2 separate regions of the Homo sapiens genome follow, and region 2 is linked to region 1. Evidence: read pairs that join two places in POLR2A ChIA-PET (ENCODE). Cell type or tissue: A673. All regions are shown on one strand.

The links. ChIA-PET counts read pairs that join two places held together with the same protein. Peaks named below come from ENCODE experiments on the same cell type or tissue, not always from the same donor. Only the 100,000 strongest peaks of a DNase experiment are listed, where the experiment ranks them.
Region 2: POLR2A ChIA-PET joins it to region 1 with 5 read pairs; 2 of 35 experiments call an interaction of 5 or more read pairs at or near these places.

What each region holds. Positions count from the first base shown.
Region 1 is chr6:38,208,230-38,216,229 of GRCh38, forward strand. All of the region lies in intron 9 of BTBD9 (BTB domain containing 9), which reads right to left. Among named protein-coding and RNA genes, the nearest start is that of BTBD9-AS1, 270 kb to the right of the region's middle. RefSeq lists an enhancer at 7,173-7,674. In A673, no CTCF peak of the experiment used is centred here; a DNase peak (open chromatin) is centred at 4,452; H3K27ac peaks cover 1,102 bases.
Region 2 is chr6:38,467,521-38,475,520 of GRCh38, forward strand. The region is part of intron 6 of BTBD9 (BTB domain containing 9); the gene reads right to left. Among named protein-coding and RNA genes, the nearest start is that of BTBD9-AS1, 10 kb to the right of the region's middle. In A673, no CTCF peak of the experiment used is centred here; no DNase peak of the experiment used is centred here.

The sequences.
Region 1 (8,000 bases):
CGGGTATTAAAGGCCTTGAGTGAGCATGGAGACTTGCCTGAAGATCCCTCTGACAGTTCTTTATGAGTGAGCCTCTTGAGCTGACCCCACAGCTGCCCACTGTCCCTCCAAGCATGCTGCTCTTATTGTCTGGCGCATTGTAGTGATGGGCCAAGGACCACATTCATCTCTTTAATCATATCTAAAGATGATCTATGGACTGGGGATATGAGAGAGAGAGCATTTTCCAGAACACTGGGTGAGGTGGGAATTACTGTTTAACAGCCCTTAAGCTGGGCCTGCATGTCTGTCCCCGCTAGGTCCCCAAAGGCAGAGCTAGAGAGGGTGTCCTATGTGGCAGAGACTCAAAATCAGCCCGGATCCTGTTTATTCCCTTCTGAAGAGCTTCCTTGGCCCCAGATCTCTGATACCAGTCTAAAGTGGAGACTCAGTGTGCAGGCCTCTGTCTAATCTGGCACCCCAGGAGTATGTTCTTTTGTTCTGCAGGATGCTTAACTGGATTTTATAGCTGTCTCGCTGTCCAGACTTACAGGGAATTCTGGGTTCGTTCCATTCACCCTGTTTGTCCATTCAACAACTATTTATTGAGACCCTCTATGTGTCAGGCTTAGGAAAAATGGGGCCAAGTTGATCTAACCTGACTGCAGACCTGAGGCAGCAAAAAACCGTGTTAGGAGCTATGGGAATTAGTGATTGTTTTGGCCACACGCTGACTAGCCAAAGGCTCACTAAGATCAAAAGTCGCACATGGGAGCCTCACAGACATACCTTGCTGGTTTCCTGAGTATTTTTTAAAAAGTTGAGTTAGCTGCCACTTAAACATTGGGAAATTTCACAGCAAAACAGAGATGCCTCCCTTCTCTTGAAAACCAGAAGATCTGGCATGCATGAGTCCTCTTCCCTGCCTGACAACAGCTGGAGATGAGGAGAGCTTTTGGTGGTCTCTCTTACTGCCTGCGCCTGCCCTGGCCTGCTTTGCTCCCTCACATCACCCATCTGGTCCAAGGAGGTGGCCGAGTGTCTACCCCAGCCTTAGATAGAGCTCGGTGTTAAAATGGACTCTTGTACAGTAATCTCACCAGGTTCAAAATTCTTTGCGGATTTAGCACCAGAACTGACATAAAAATCATGTTTCAGGATTAAGAAAAGTAAATCCTTATACTGTTTTGTTCTTGGCCTCGAGACAGGTACAGCTGAGGACATAAGAACTAACTACAGTCCTCACTTCCTGCTGCCTGCCTTCCCTTGGCTGTGGTTAGCAGAAGTCTGGTTATAGCTGGACCGGTGGGTCTTAACCTTGGCTGCACATCAGAAACACCCGTGGAGCTAAACTTTTGAACTCCCAGACCACAGCCCACACCAATTAACGCTCAAAACCTCTGGGGGGGTGGGCCCTGCTTGAGTCCTTTTTAAATTCCTCAGGTGATTTCAATGTATGGCCAAGGCGGGCCCCTTGCCCAGGTTGGGGATTGAGTGTTAGGAGCAGCTTGCTAGCATGGACATGTGGCATCTTCTGTCCCGACTACAGTCCGCTTCCACCTCCCTGCCTGACTTCCTTCCTGGGATTCCTTGATCTAGGTAGGTGAGCATTTGATGCTTTCTGGCAGAGGAGGAGCTTCAGACTTCTGTCTGGTAAATGCACTTGCATCTACTGCTCTAACGTAAGCCAATCTTGAGTTTTGCCTTCTGTGCTCATAGCATAATTTTCCCTTTTAGAGGGGTTGCCTCTCACAGAGAGCGGCAGGACCCTCCCGCCAGCTCCTCATATTCTAACGCTGTGGCAGCTACAGAAAGGGATGTGTCCCAGGGGCGTCCATGGCGGTTTGAATGACTACGTGGGGAGACAGGGGAAGGGGGTGTTTTAATGCTCGACGTCTCACTCAGTACCCCAGCCCCAACCTTGCTCCCACTCTGCCATACAGCCTCCTTGATTCCCCTAAGGGGATGCAGTAATTGATGATTAGCATTCCAAAGCTTGGCTTACATCCTGCTAGCCCGTCATATTTAATTACATTTTAACTATATTCGTCTTCGATAATAGCACGAACATAATTTAGATAATTATCTCTCTCTCTCTCTCTTATTCTCTGACTCTGTCTCACTTAGAACTTCCTGCAACAAAAATCACTTTCTCGGCTCAAACACATAAACAGACTCTGGGGCCAAGTGCTTTTCTCTCTCCTGCAGCAGCAGCTGTGCTAGAAACGCAATGATTTTGAGTATCATGCAGAAAAAAGCAAATTCGTGTTTCTTCCTGTCTCTGTATTCATGTTTGTACACAAGTGGTGGTGGGAGAGTGCGTGTGTTTGTGTGTGTGTGTGTGTGTGTGTGTGTGTGTGTGTGTGTGTCTGCATCTGGGCAAGAGTTTTTGTGTAGTACAGAAAGAGGAGACGCCTAGTCAATCAAATTAGTCTATGAAGCACCCTCTTGGTCTGGCATTTCTTTCTTACAAGGTTTAATGGTTTCGCTCCCAAATTTAAACTCTGTTGAAACAGTTCTAAATGTCTAGTAAGTCTTTTGAAGAGATGTGTTCTTTCCAATAGGGTTTCTGTCACACTTGGATCTTATAATTAATTACCTTTACCCTTGTCTATTATCCGCCTTCTCCAAGAGACCATCAGGTATGAGAGAGAAACTGGGACTCTTCAGGGAGAGTGTGTCTTGAACACACTGCTACACATTACCAGGCGTCCCAGTCCCTCCTGAACACCAAGTGGGTCACACACATCTGAGTTCCTCGGCCTAACAGCTCCCCTCCCCTTCCCCATTCTGGGCAAAAGGTATCAGAGCCTTTGTTGGTTTTCCTAGAGAAGCTGGCCATTGTAGCTGAGCTCTTTAGGTACAAAGATTTTTATGTTGCAAAGTTCAAGTCTCTGAGAAGATTCTGAACAAATAAGGAATAAGAAATGGGTTCATAAGGCCAGGCACGGTGGCTCACGCCTGTAATCCCAGCACTTTGGGAGGCCGAGGCGGGTGGATCACGAGGTCAGGAGATCGAGACCATCCTGGCTAACACGGTGAAACCCCGTCTCTTCTAAAAATACAAAAAATTAGCCGGGCATGGTGGCGGGCGCCTGCAGTCCCAGCTACTCAGGAGGCTGAGGCAGGAGAATGGCGTGAACCTGGGAGGCAGAGCTTGCAGTGAGCTGAGATAGCACCACTGCACTCCAGCCTGGGCAAAAGAGCGAGACTCCGTCTCACAAAAGAAAAAAAAAAAAAAAATTCACTCTAGGCTATGTGCAGTGGCTCACACCTATAATCCCAGCACTGTGAGAGGCCTAGGTAGATGGATCACTTGAACCCAGGAGTTCAAGACCAGCCTGGCCAACATGGCGAAAGCCCATCTCTACTAAAAAATACAAAAATTAGGGGGGTGTGGTGGTGCATGCCTATAATCCTAGCTACTCAGGAGGCGGAGGCACGAGACTCGCTTGAACCCAGGAGGTGGAGGTTGCAGTGAGCTGAGATTAAGCCACTGCCCTCCAGCCTGGGCAACAGAGCAAGATTCTGCCTTAAAAAAAAAATCACTCTGGCTCAACCTTGTCTGATGTTGAACAGGAATATGGGGCTATATTTGTGTAGTTAACAAACTCTTGCTGTCACTTGCTTGAGGCCAAAATTCCTAGCTGTTCTTGGCAATAAACACTCAGACCAGATTTCAGGAGCTAGGCAGAGTGTCTAGACCAACATTTTGCCACCACTGTGTTGAGTCCACCAATTGACTCTTCTCGTGTGACTGACCCATGGCTGGGTGATGTGGGGAAGGGAAATCAGCAATTTGCTGATTCTGGCAACTGCGTAGTAACCTGTTGACCCACCAGAAAAATTATTATAGAAACCATTTAACGTGGTCCCAGGAGAGGCTGTGGGGTCCTGTCCTTGGTGATGTTAAAGAGGGGCACAGGAGTGGCCCTCCCTTGGTGGCCAGGAGAATGTTAAAGCCTGGAGCTCTTTCTGAGCAGGGGCTCTCCACCCATGGTGCAGGCTCTGGGCTAATCACTCCCATTCCTCAGCGATGGCTGCTGGGTAGAGTGAGGTGGACGCAACACTGGGCAACACTGGTCTGTGCTGAGGGGCCTGCCTGGGGCTGTGGTTTCATGTGTGTGAAATTCCTATACAGAACAAGCTGGGCTACTCTGGGCCAGCCTGCGCTGGGGGACAGGAAGGTTGAGAGGGGGTGACACAGGACTATGGGGCATGACCCTGCACAGGCTTCACAAACTTTGATTTGCTCCCTGTTGCTCAGAAAGTTGTTCCTACTTTTGACCTCTCAGTACCTAGCTTAGAGGCTTGGGAATTTTGCTGAAATTTGCCTGAAAAATAACAAAAACCAGGGTGTAGGTCTCCACTAAATGGCAATGGCAGAGCCAGCCGCTTGGCCACACCCCTTGCCAGCAGGCATCTCTGGAGGCTGGTGAGGGGAGGGAGAAAATTCAGTCTGCTGTTCCCCAGAGGATTTCCTGCCCCCAGAAAACACAATGCTAAACAAAGTTATTGATTTAATGACGTCAGCAGCTCCTTTCAGCCTGTGAGGAGGGCAGGTGAGCTCTGAAAAGCCTGCTACCTCCAAGGAGACGGCCTCCTCCTCCTGGCTCCGTGTGGCTGTCCAATACCACCCCCTTCTCCCCCAGCAGCGCATTCCCTCCCAGAAGCACCCTGGAAATGTGAAGACTAGGCATGGGCAGGAGCCAATTTTCAAATGTTAAGAATTTGGCAATTTCATTTCCTAATGTTTTAAATACCAAAGGGATTTAGAATACAAAGAGGACTAACTGGCCCCTGAATTTCAGGTGTTTTTTTTTTTTTAAGGCTGCTTTTGTGGAAATTAATGTCAAAAGCCCATGCAAAACAAAGCCCAGCCCTGACCTATGATCTCACACACAGCTAAGCAAGCAAGTGGCCTTCCAGAAGGATCACCAGACGGTCTCAGAATCAAACCTGATCAATTTCATACCTAAAAGTTACACTAAACCCCTGTGGGTATTTTAGATCTAATGACAAGCCAAATTCGTTCAGCACCTGACAGTGGGGAGATATTCAGTAAAAACTTTAAAAATAGACTCTCCCTCTCCAGCCATTAAGGGCCTGATATTTGCAGCTGAACAGACAGGAAGTTGGGAGCACTTGGGAGAGCTTAAAAAAATCTCTGGAGTAAAAAAAAAAATGTTTTCCTATGATGAAAACCATTGCCCTTAGCACAGAGCGGCCCAAGATTAGCCTAGAGCTATTTAACACACTGGAATCTCTGAATATGAGTTCTGTAATAAAAAGGTGACAAGTCTTTGAGGCAGGCCCCATAAAGGCCCTTTCCGGGATCTGCATTAACTGTCACATTCAACACAAAGCACTGCATTCAAGACAGTGAATGATCTGCAAGCCAATGTGAGGCAGTATGTGGCATGTAACAATCTTTCTTCTGGGACAGTTTCTGTCAATAAAAAAGTTGAATTAAAAAAAATAAAAAAATCATGGCTGGGCGTGGTGGCTCACGCCTGTAATCCCAGCACTTTGGGAGGCTGAGGCGGGCGGATCATGAGGTGAGGAGATCGAGACCCTCCTGGCTAACATGGTGAAACCCCATCTCTACTAAAAATACAAAAAAAATTAGCCAGGTGTGGTGGCAGGCGCCTGTAGTCCCAGCTACAGGCTGGGACTGAGCTGGAGGCTGAGGCAGGAAAATGGCATGAACCCAGGAGGCGGAGCTTGCAGTGAGCTGAGATTGCGCCACTGCACTCCAGCCTGGGTGACAGAGCGAGACTCCATCTCAAATAAACAAACAAAAATAATAATAATAATAATAATAATTTCTCCCTCTTTTCAAACATTTTCTTGATTTAAAAAAAGTCACCATTAGCACTCTCTGGTGTTGATGACTTTTCGGGTCTGTCTGTGTTGGCCTAGATTTCTCTCAGGCTTATAAAAGGTGCATGTTCTCTCCAAGGCCCCTCACTCCCCACTGGCTGGCTCCAAGTCACTCTCTGGCCCCTCCCTCAGATTCCTGCCATACACTGGCCTAGATGCAGGCAAGGATGGGCTTTCTCTGCAACCCTGCTTTTTCCTGCACATCTCAGCGCCCTCAGCCAGGCTGCCATGTGGCATTATGCCAGTGCCAGAGTGTAGCAAGGACTGACCTAGCCCGCTGGCTCCCTGTGAGTTCACAAAGAAGGTGGACAATGAGACAGGACAGGTGACAAGGGCATATGTTAAGTACATACATTAAGTTAAATAATTTAAATCATTTGACACAAAAACCAGATGCCAAGACAGGCAGGGGGATCAGCTGGGCACTGAGAGAGGCTAAAGGTGTGACAGGGCAGGGAGAGTCTGCAGGTCACTTTAGTTGGCCAGAAGAGCGAAAACAGGGAGGAGGAGGCTGCAAGGGAGGTCGCGTGCTTTTTGTGAGGAATCCTAATTCCCCTCAAACCAGCAACCCCAGAGATTCCCAACCCATATTTTGCCAGCCTGGGCTTCCTGTGTGCCCAAGGTTTGATGCCATGTATTTCATTACACCTGCTTTGAATTTTGTTCATGCCGTCAGGGCTAAGATATCAAGCAATGACTTCTTTACTACTTCATAGTAAACAAGCAGCCATAAGACACAAGAAAATATGGCTTCCTTTCAGACTGTGTTTCAGTCTACCCCTAGCTATTCACCGTACCAGTCCCCTGCCCTGAGGGTTTTGCAGAGCTGAAGGCAGATGCCAAAAAGTCAAAAATTGCATTCAACAAGGTTAAAAGTTATCCTTGGCACACGGAAATCTCTCGCAATAAAATAACATAAGGCACTTGCTGAAGCTACATCAGCTGATTTTTCTGTATTATTTCTTGAGGAGGAAGGTTGCTGGGTGAAGGGGATGGGTGAAAAAACTGACCAGTAACTCTTTCTGATTCTATTGTCAGGCTTTAAAATCAGATGGATCAGCTATTAATCTCAGAAAGCCAGCAGTGAACGTGTGCAATAAATTTGTCATCATTTTATGAATAAGCTCTCGGTCATGAGGGCTTACTGTCTGGCAATTCACCTTTTCCATGATATTTTCTATCACTTGTATTTTGGAGCAGCTTAGAAAGAATATTATTTGTGTTCCTGCAGATCTGAACATAAAAAGCCCTTAGAGTGATGGAGACGAACAGGCAAGCTTCAATGTCGGCCTCCGGGCTCGCTAAGCAAATAGTTTACCCACGCGCGAGTGAACAGCACCAGGGGACAGGAATCACTCTTCCCAGGCCAGGAGAGCACTCATCCCCTCAAGAGCTGCTAATGAAGGCCCTGTTAGCGCTGGATGACGTCGCACATACCCATTGGCTTTCTGTCAAAGATTGTCAAATAGAGCTGTTGGTAATCACAGCTGGCAAGTTATTTAGTCAATATTTTTGAAAAGTTCAACGGAGTGTGTGAAAGCATAAAGTAGATTTTCCTAAAGTTATCAGATGATTTACTCATCTCCCCACTTTGTGATGGCTCAGCTGCCATCAGAATCACACTGGTGTCCTGCTGGGCAGCCCTGGAGGGGTGTGGGGCAGGAGATGTAGAGACAGATGAAATTTCAGCTGTTTTATCATTCAGCTGTTTTTTCCCATCAAGTCAGCAGAACTCTAGATCTGAAACTCCATACTGCGGAGGCTTTAGAGATTAACAATAACAACAAAAAAATCAGACCAATCCCTCCCCACCTGCGCCCCCCACACCACTGCCACTAATCCTTCCATTGTTCCATTCCATCCCTTGCCTAAATACTGCCCCAGGGGGAAGGCCCTCAATATCAATTTTCGGGTTCTGAGGAGGACATCTCTATTTTCACCTTTCACTTCTTGTGAAGAAGCACGGCTCTGTTCTATAATTAGAGATGACAAGTATTCTTTTGGGGCCATTTCTTCTGGATGTAACAAAACATCACAAAGGGGAAACACACTCAATTAAGAATGCAACTCTGACATTGTACAGTTTGTTGACTCAGAGCACGTGATTGGGCCTCTACTCTGAGTGATGGCTGTACCCT
Region 2 (8,000 bases), 260 kb after region 1:
ATAAGAAACTGCTGAGCAATTTGTTCCATTCATATCCATTGCTTCAGCTTGTACAGCATCAACTGAGAAGGTGATCTACGCCATGCACCACCATTCCACATTTTCACCTGCCTCTGGGACAAAATCACTGATACCTTGTGGACACTTCAGTTACAATGTGTCCAAGAGATTCATCAATTCATCAAAATGCTTTTTCCTCCTTCCTCTTGACTTCTCTATTTCTATTCTGGCTCCACAATTTTCCTAAATTACCCAAGCTTAAAAATTTCATCATGTTTGACTCCACTCCTACTTCTTCACTCTTTCCATCCTCCTCTGTAGATTCTATTTCCAAAATGTCATTCAAATCTGAACTTTCTTTCATCTTTCCAAGTTCAGTGCCTCGTTATCATAGCTTACTTTTTTTTCTTTAAACGGCCTTACTTAGGTATTACTGGCATATATAAACTGCACATGTTTAAAGTGGCTCTACCTTTGTTTTTTATAGGTAATTCCAATAGAATTTCTGAATTCCAATTTCTCTGTACCCTCTATCCTTCATTCTAATCTATTTTACTCATGGCTTTCCAGTACATTTTTCTTAAACTCTTGGCCTCAATTTTCCCACCTTGGCTTCCCGAAGTGCTGAGATTACAGGTGTAAACCACCATGCCCAGTCCCCCAGCACATCCTTCTAAAGCACAGTTCTGACTGGGTAATTTCCTAGTTTTCAGTCTTCAAGATCAACTATCATGTAAATTCAACCCTTGTTGCATGGCATATTCAAAGTTCTATTCTGACCCCAACCTATATATCAACCTTATTTCCTAACATTCCCTACATACCTCGCACACACCTTATATTGCAGCCAAACTGAAGCACTTGTCATTTCCTAAATATGTCCTTTCTCACTCCTGTAACTTTTTCCAGAAATACATTTCTCTGCCTCTTCTGTCTAAAGAAATCCCAGGCATCTTTCAAGGCCTAGTATAAATATCGTAAGGAAACCTTCCCTGCAAATATGGGCTTCCTTCCTCTAAAATCCTAGAGCATTTGTACTTCTATTACCTCACTTAATACATACTGCTTTATTATTTTGCATCTATCAAACTGTAAGCCCCTTGAAGGCAGAAATCATGTTTTATTCTCCTCTGTAACTCTCAAGTTTCCCTAGGATAGTCCTTTAAAATTCAACTCAAAAGAGATCAAATCATCTACTATATAGAGTATACCCAGAAAAGATACTCAAACATTTGGTGAATGAACCAATGAATGAATATCACAACCTTAGAATATAAAACTTTCTTAATAAAATAACATTTACAGACAGAAATACAGTTTCTATATCCCTCCTCAAAGGTTGCTTTACCTCTCTCTGAGCAAAGCTTCTCTCAGCCTCACTCCCCATCCAAAATATTTAACTTTGACTATGTAGGGAAAATCCCCAGAGGACAGATTTGGGACTCAGAGGATTATTAAAACATTTTGAAAAACCTATGAAAAGAATTTCAATCCTTACTAAGGAAATAAAATATCACTTGTCAGTCCTACTAATCTTGTTGGTATGTCTGTAAAAATCTAAAGTTGCATTAAAAAAAAAAGGCCTATTTAGAAATGTGTGGATGGTCAACAAGTAAATAATCTGAATGAGGCAAAAGCAGTGGATGGCCTACCTCACCATATTTCACTGACTTTCAATAGTGCTTTTATATCCCTCAGCTCCAAATAAAAGTGTCTAGGAACTTTCTTAACCATGTGTCCTGAGGAGTACAAAAAGGGGGATTAGGGCATTTAAGGAACCCACTCTCTCTTTTTTTTTTTCCTTTTTTTTTTTTTTTTGAGACAGTCTCGCTCTGTCGCCCAGGCTGGAGTGCAGTGGCATGATCTCGGCTCACTGCAACCTCCGCCTCCTGGGTTCCAGCAATTCTCCTGCTTCAGCCTCCAGCGTAGCTGGGACTTACAGGCACATGCCACCACGCCTGGCTAATTTTTTTGTATTTTTAGTAAAGACGGGATTTTACCGTGTTAGTCAGGATGGTCTCGATCTCCTGACCTCATGATCCGCCCATCTCGGCCTCCAAAGTGCTGGGATTACAGGCGTGAGCCACCGCGCCCGGCAGGAACCCACTCTTAAAATACCCTGTATGATTCATGGCATCGTAGCCTCCTTGTCATTTAAGAGACTTTGTTAGAGGACCGTTACACAGATACCAGGATTTTGTCGTCTGAGTAGTTTTAATTTGAATTGCACAAATATCACTTAATTTTCACCTTGAACTATAGCACCTCTATTCCACAGCCACATCTTTTGCCCTTTCAATAAACTCTCACACTCACTTTCATTTATTATATGCCACATACTCTTTCAGACTTGAGATACTTGGAAGCCATACAAAATATTGTAATACGTAATTCAAAATTGAGCACGTACACAAGAATTTAGAATTACCTCAAAATTTTATCACTGTCAGAAAATACTGTAAAATACTTCCTCAGAAAACAAAAGACATCAAAATAACATCCTGGAGACCAGACTGATCCTCCTAACACCAACAAGTTCCAAAGAGAAAACAGAGAAAGAAAAGAGAAGGAAAATTTTAGTGAGTGGTAAATTTCAATTCCTTATTAAAGACATAAATATGTTTTGTTGCCAGTAATCTTTAAGGTCTCTGCAGACTGTGTGCTTTGCAGTTGTTAAACGGGCTTTGTTCTCTTTTCTACAAGAACAGAAAAAATAACCACGGGAGGACAGAAAATAACCAAGTGGAGAACCTAGCCATGAAATGCAGTCCAATCTTCACATTTATCATCCTGGCCAGTACAGGCCTGTGTATGCACTGGCCAAACTTAGATGGGAAGACAACCATGATCCTGGCCACAGAAGTGTATCTAGCCAAAAGATGTCTTGTTCTTGAAAATGGAAGCATAGGTTGAAGACGGACTGGATTATAACTCAGGGAATTGCACACAATGTCCTGTCTGGACATAAAGGTTGATTAGGGAGGGTTGGTTTTATTGTGAACTCAGAAAAAAGGACCTTTGTGGAAATCCTTCAGATACCATCCCATTTATCCTAGTGATCTACTGGTTAGCTTTCAGAAAATGCTTTAGCATTTTAATGTGAACATTTTTGAAGTTTCTAAGTCAAACAACCAACAAGAGAAGAACTGGCCTTCTCAACAAGAGAAGAGTGTGTACCTCTGCAGAGCAGCTGATGATGGCATGAGCCATCTAAAGCATGCGCAGCACTCTGCTGATAAAGCACCCTTCACACTTAGTCTGCCTTCAGAAGAGAGGAGCATTAGAAGCCCTCCTGCCTCAGTCCAACAGGCCAAGCAAAATGCCAGTGAGTATCAACTGGAAAGTGCCACCTCAGAAGCCTTTAAAATCACATTTAATTATACGATTCACTGCTGCTTCTTTAACATGCACTGAACGAAGTAGTAAATTAGAAAAGAGCAGTTTTCCAAGATTCATTTGCTACATTAAAATTCTTTGGGAGTTGTTTATAAAAAATCTCCATCGCAAGATGATGACTTTTGGAGCTCTAAGGAACATGTAAATAGAGGATGGTAAACTTACCATAGCATCACTATTTTAGGGGCAGAACCAATGGCCTTAATTTTCTGCAAATGTACTTTAAATAAGTTGTAAGGTATTCCATTTATAAAAATGGCTATCAAACCTTAACATACCCTTGAAAAGTGATAAAAGCTCAGCTCTGGGTGACCTAACTGGCAACTAACATCAGTCTATTTTTAAGGCACAATAATCATTTCAACTGGCTAACAAGTAGCAACTTTGGGTTTACTAGGTGGTACTCGGCAGTGATGCTTCCATCAAAGCAAGGAAGATGAGGTCAGTGCACAGTTTGCCTCACCCAAGGAATCCGACCCACTAGGACCTCAAGAACAAAACTAACTTGTATAACTAAGATTAACCCACAATCCACTTCTTTCCCTCATTTTTACTAATGAAAGGCAGGTTTAGAGCTCAGAATAAATATAGGTAACAAGTCTAAGTGACTTGTACTGACTAAAGGTTTTTCGTTGTTGTTGTTGTTTTAAGCAGGGATGAGTTCTCACTATGTTGCCCAGGCTGGTCTCAAACTCCTGGCCTCAAGAGATCCTCCATCTCAGCCTCCCAAAGGGCTGGGATTACAGGTATGAGCCACTGTGCCCACCTGTGACTGAAGTTTGCTCAAAATGATCCACAGAAACTCTTCCAAAGCCCTACACCTTTCATCCCTGAATCGTCTCCTCCAGCTCAAGGTCACCCAGAGAAAGAAACTAAAATGTCATTACTTGGAATTATGTCTCTTCATTACCAAAAAGAAGATCCAACTTATGTTATTTCTGGCCCATTTAATAAATATTTTTTGAAGGTAAAAACATGGTCATTGAAGCAATAATGATTGCCTCTTTTGAGTTGAATATATTTGCAATTTCAGGCCTCTATAAGCCAGTTAGAAATACAGGGAATACATGAAATAACAGAGCTTCTCTGAACATTCTGCAAGATTCCACTTTGCCTCTGTAGAAAATGTGGGTATTATATGTAGATTTTCTGCAAAGTGCTCTGAAAATTCCATAAATCCCATCCTGCAGGGATTTCACTTTTCTGTAGCCTTTCCACCACACTTGTATCCTATCTCCGCTAAATATATGCTGCAATACCAACATTTCCATAGACAAAGCACTGCACACTAATAAAACACAACACTGTTTACATACAGTGCAAATATATAACATATTTTTAGCATAGGTTAGGAGCAATATTTTTAGATGGATGGAGCCTGCAGTGCTATTAGTAACAAACTTCTACTGTAAATTACTGGCCTAAATAGAAATTTATGTTCCATAAAACCCAGCATGAAACAATAAGTTAGAAATATTTAAATAACATTTTACAGAGTGTTAAGCAGCAAGTGCAACTGTGTCAGGCTGAGTTGGTTACTGAAAAGGAGAGTTGGGCACTGTCATAGAAAGGTCCCCAAGCAGCAAGACGATTCCTTGGTCTTTTATATAACTTAAAAAAAATTATATATGAAATCCAGATTTGCCATACTAGTATGTCAAAGGTAGCCTACATGTTGAAAACAAGTAAAAAATAACCAACCAGTCCAGGAATAAAATGTTGCAACTTCTACAGACAAAAGGCCAAATGGCACCTACAGGAGATGGGATTTTGGTTCCTACCTTCATTCGTTTTCTAAAAATACGCTAGGCCTGCAATGTGAAAAGATGAGCTTATATCTAGGTAGGCCTTTCTAAGATCTATAATCCTGCTCAAGTCATAATCAAGCCCACTCTTGCATTACTCACATTTCACAGAACAAAGAATATTTCTATGATTTCTTGGGGGAAAATCAGCTTCCAATTTAAATGTATCTTTGCTCTTCTGCAAAATACCAAGATTTTAAACACTGTATTCAAAATCTAATATTGTAAGCCTGATACTATGGTTGGATCCTGTGAAGTATGTGAAAACACCATGGAAGCTCCTGAAATTTGTAATTTAGATATTTTTCCAAAATAATGGAAGTGAGGATTGGCTGGGGAGGTGAGGAAGGAAGAAAAGGTCCAACTTCTGTTTCTCTTCCAAACAGAACAAGAAGTCTTCAGGGATTCAGTAATAGAGATGACAGAATGCCATGTCTTCAAGTGAAAATAAAATGATAGCTTTCTCTCTTCTATTTATCCATCTGCAATTCAGTAGGACAAATGCAATACTCTTTTTAAAAAATGGGCTCTGGAACCTCAATAAAAAGAAGTGAGTTCTCTGATTCATAAATAATGTCCCCAAATAAGAAATAAACAATAGTTTTGGGTTATGGTTTTGTTTTATTAAGGCAGGAGATTGGTACTGGCATGCTGATTTTTTCCAATGGATTATCCAGTTTTCATCCTTAAATTCCACATGCCTAAAATTGGATTCATTTCTTTCCCAATCTGACTTATCTCTTTGCCTATTTCTGTCAGTGCTATTTTAATTCTACCAACCGTCTACATTAAAGCCCTCATTCATCACTTCTGATTCCTACTCTGCTCTTATCGGTAGAACCAATATGGAAGCTCAGTAAGAGTACAAATCCTAAGTACACTGGGATGGTGTCTCTTATTCACCTTTCATTCATTCTTTCGCCCCTACCATATGACAAAGACAGTGATAGGTACTGGGTAAAAGTGAACAAAACAGTCACAATCCCTGCCTTCATGGAGCTTACAATCTAGTAGAGAAGACATACATTAAATAAAGATATAATAATAAATTGTGATAAGTGCTTGAAAGAAAAATACTTGGTATGGAGGAATTAATTAAGGGGTGATGGTAGTCAAAAAGGCTTCTCTCTGGTAGTAAAAACTGAGCTGAGACTAAAGGGTAAGTATAACATATAAGTAAGCTAGATGAAGACTAGGGGAAGAGTATTCTAGAAAGAAAGGCAATGTGTTGGGAAACCCTAAGATAGGAAAGAGCTTGGCACATTTTAGGAAAATGCACAAAAGGCCAATAAGGCTGGAGTATTTAATAAATGGGCAGTACAGTGGCCTTGTAGACCATATTAAGAAGTTGGGTTTTATCTCATACTTCCATATAATGAGAAGCTTAATGGGTTATGTACATGATCTGATTTATGTCTTAAAAAGAACACTCTAACTGCTGAGTAGAAAATGGAGAGAAGAAAAGATGGAAACAGGAAAACTAGTTATGGGGCTATTGCAGTAGTTCTGGAAAGAGCTGAGGCTGGGCGTGGTAGCTCGTAACTGTAATTCCAGCACATTGGGAGTTGACGTGGGCGGATCAACCGAGGTCAAGAGCTTGAGATCAGCTCGGCTAATATGGTGAAATTCTGTCTCTACTAAAAATAGAAAAATTAGCCAGGCGAGGTGGTACATGCCTATAATCCCAGCTACTCAGGCGGCTGAGACAGGAGAATTGCTGGAACCTGGGAGGCAGAGGTTGCACGAAGCTGAGATGGCACCACTGCACTACAGCCTGGGCAAAAGAGTGAGACTCTGTCTCAAGAAAGAAAAAACAGAACGGAAAAGAAAAGAAGAGAAGAGAAGAGAAAAGAAAAAGGAAAGAGCTGAGAGTAACCTGAACTAATCAAAGCCATCTTCATTCCCAGGGCCTAGCACAGCTCCTGGTTCATACAAATACATGAATCAATAACAGCATCAGTTCTCAAAGCTCTTTTTTTAATAGTATTTCCACTTGTTCCAGCATAGAGATATCCTCCTGTCTCTTTCTTAAACATAATTACATTCATTTCCAGGGCCAAATTTTTAGTCCACATCATGATAAAAAAAATTAGATGATCTCTAATGCCTATAATTTGAAGTTCAAACTCAACTGCCACATTAAACTCCAAATGAAAGTAAAGTATACTTTTAAAAAATCTCAATCAGATAAATAAGCAAAAATTTATATACAAGAATATTCATCAGAGCGTTATTTACAACAGCAAAACAGAAACTATATGTGCTTCAATATAGGAAAAGTCAAATTATGGTACCTCTATATAATGAAACACTATACACCCCTCGAAAATGTTTTCAAGGAACATTTAATAATGTAGGGAAAAGTAAAACAATGTTAAATGAAATAAGCAGAATATAAAACATACATAATATGATCTGAAGTTCAATTTTAAAAAGAATACATACATATACACATGGCCAAAAAGAAGTAAAATGAAGTACTGAATTAGTGGTCTACGGACTATAAGATTATGGGTGATTTTTACCATCTCAATCTTTTTCTATTTTCCAAATTTTCTTCAATAGTAATACTTATATTCTCAGAAAATCTCCTAGTAACAGTTACATTTAAAAGGAAAAAACATCTTCAGCTGGATCCACATTGCTGTCTCCATCTTTGTTCAAATCTGTGGCTGTGTTTCCTACAGCCCAGCTTCCACCATTGCCTGAACATAGCATATTCCTGCTCTGCAGCTATGGGTCTGTGAGGCTTCCCTCAGCATCTCAAAGCCTGCCCTCAACATTTACTACGCAAAGCAC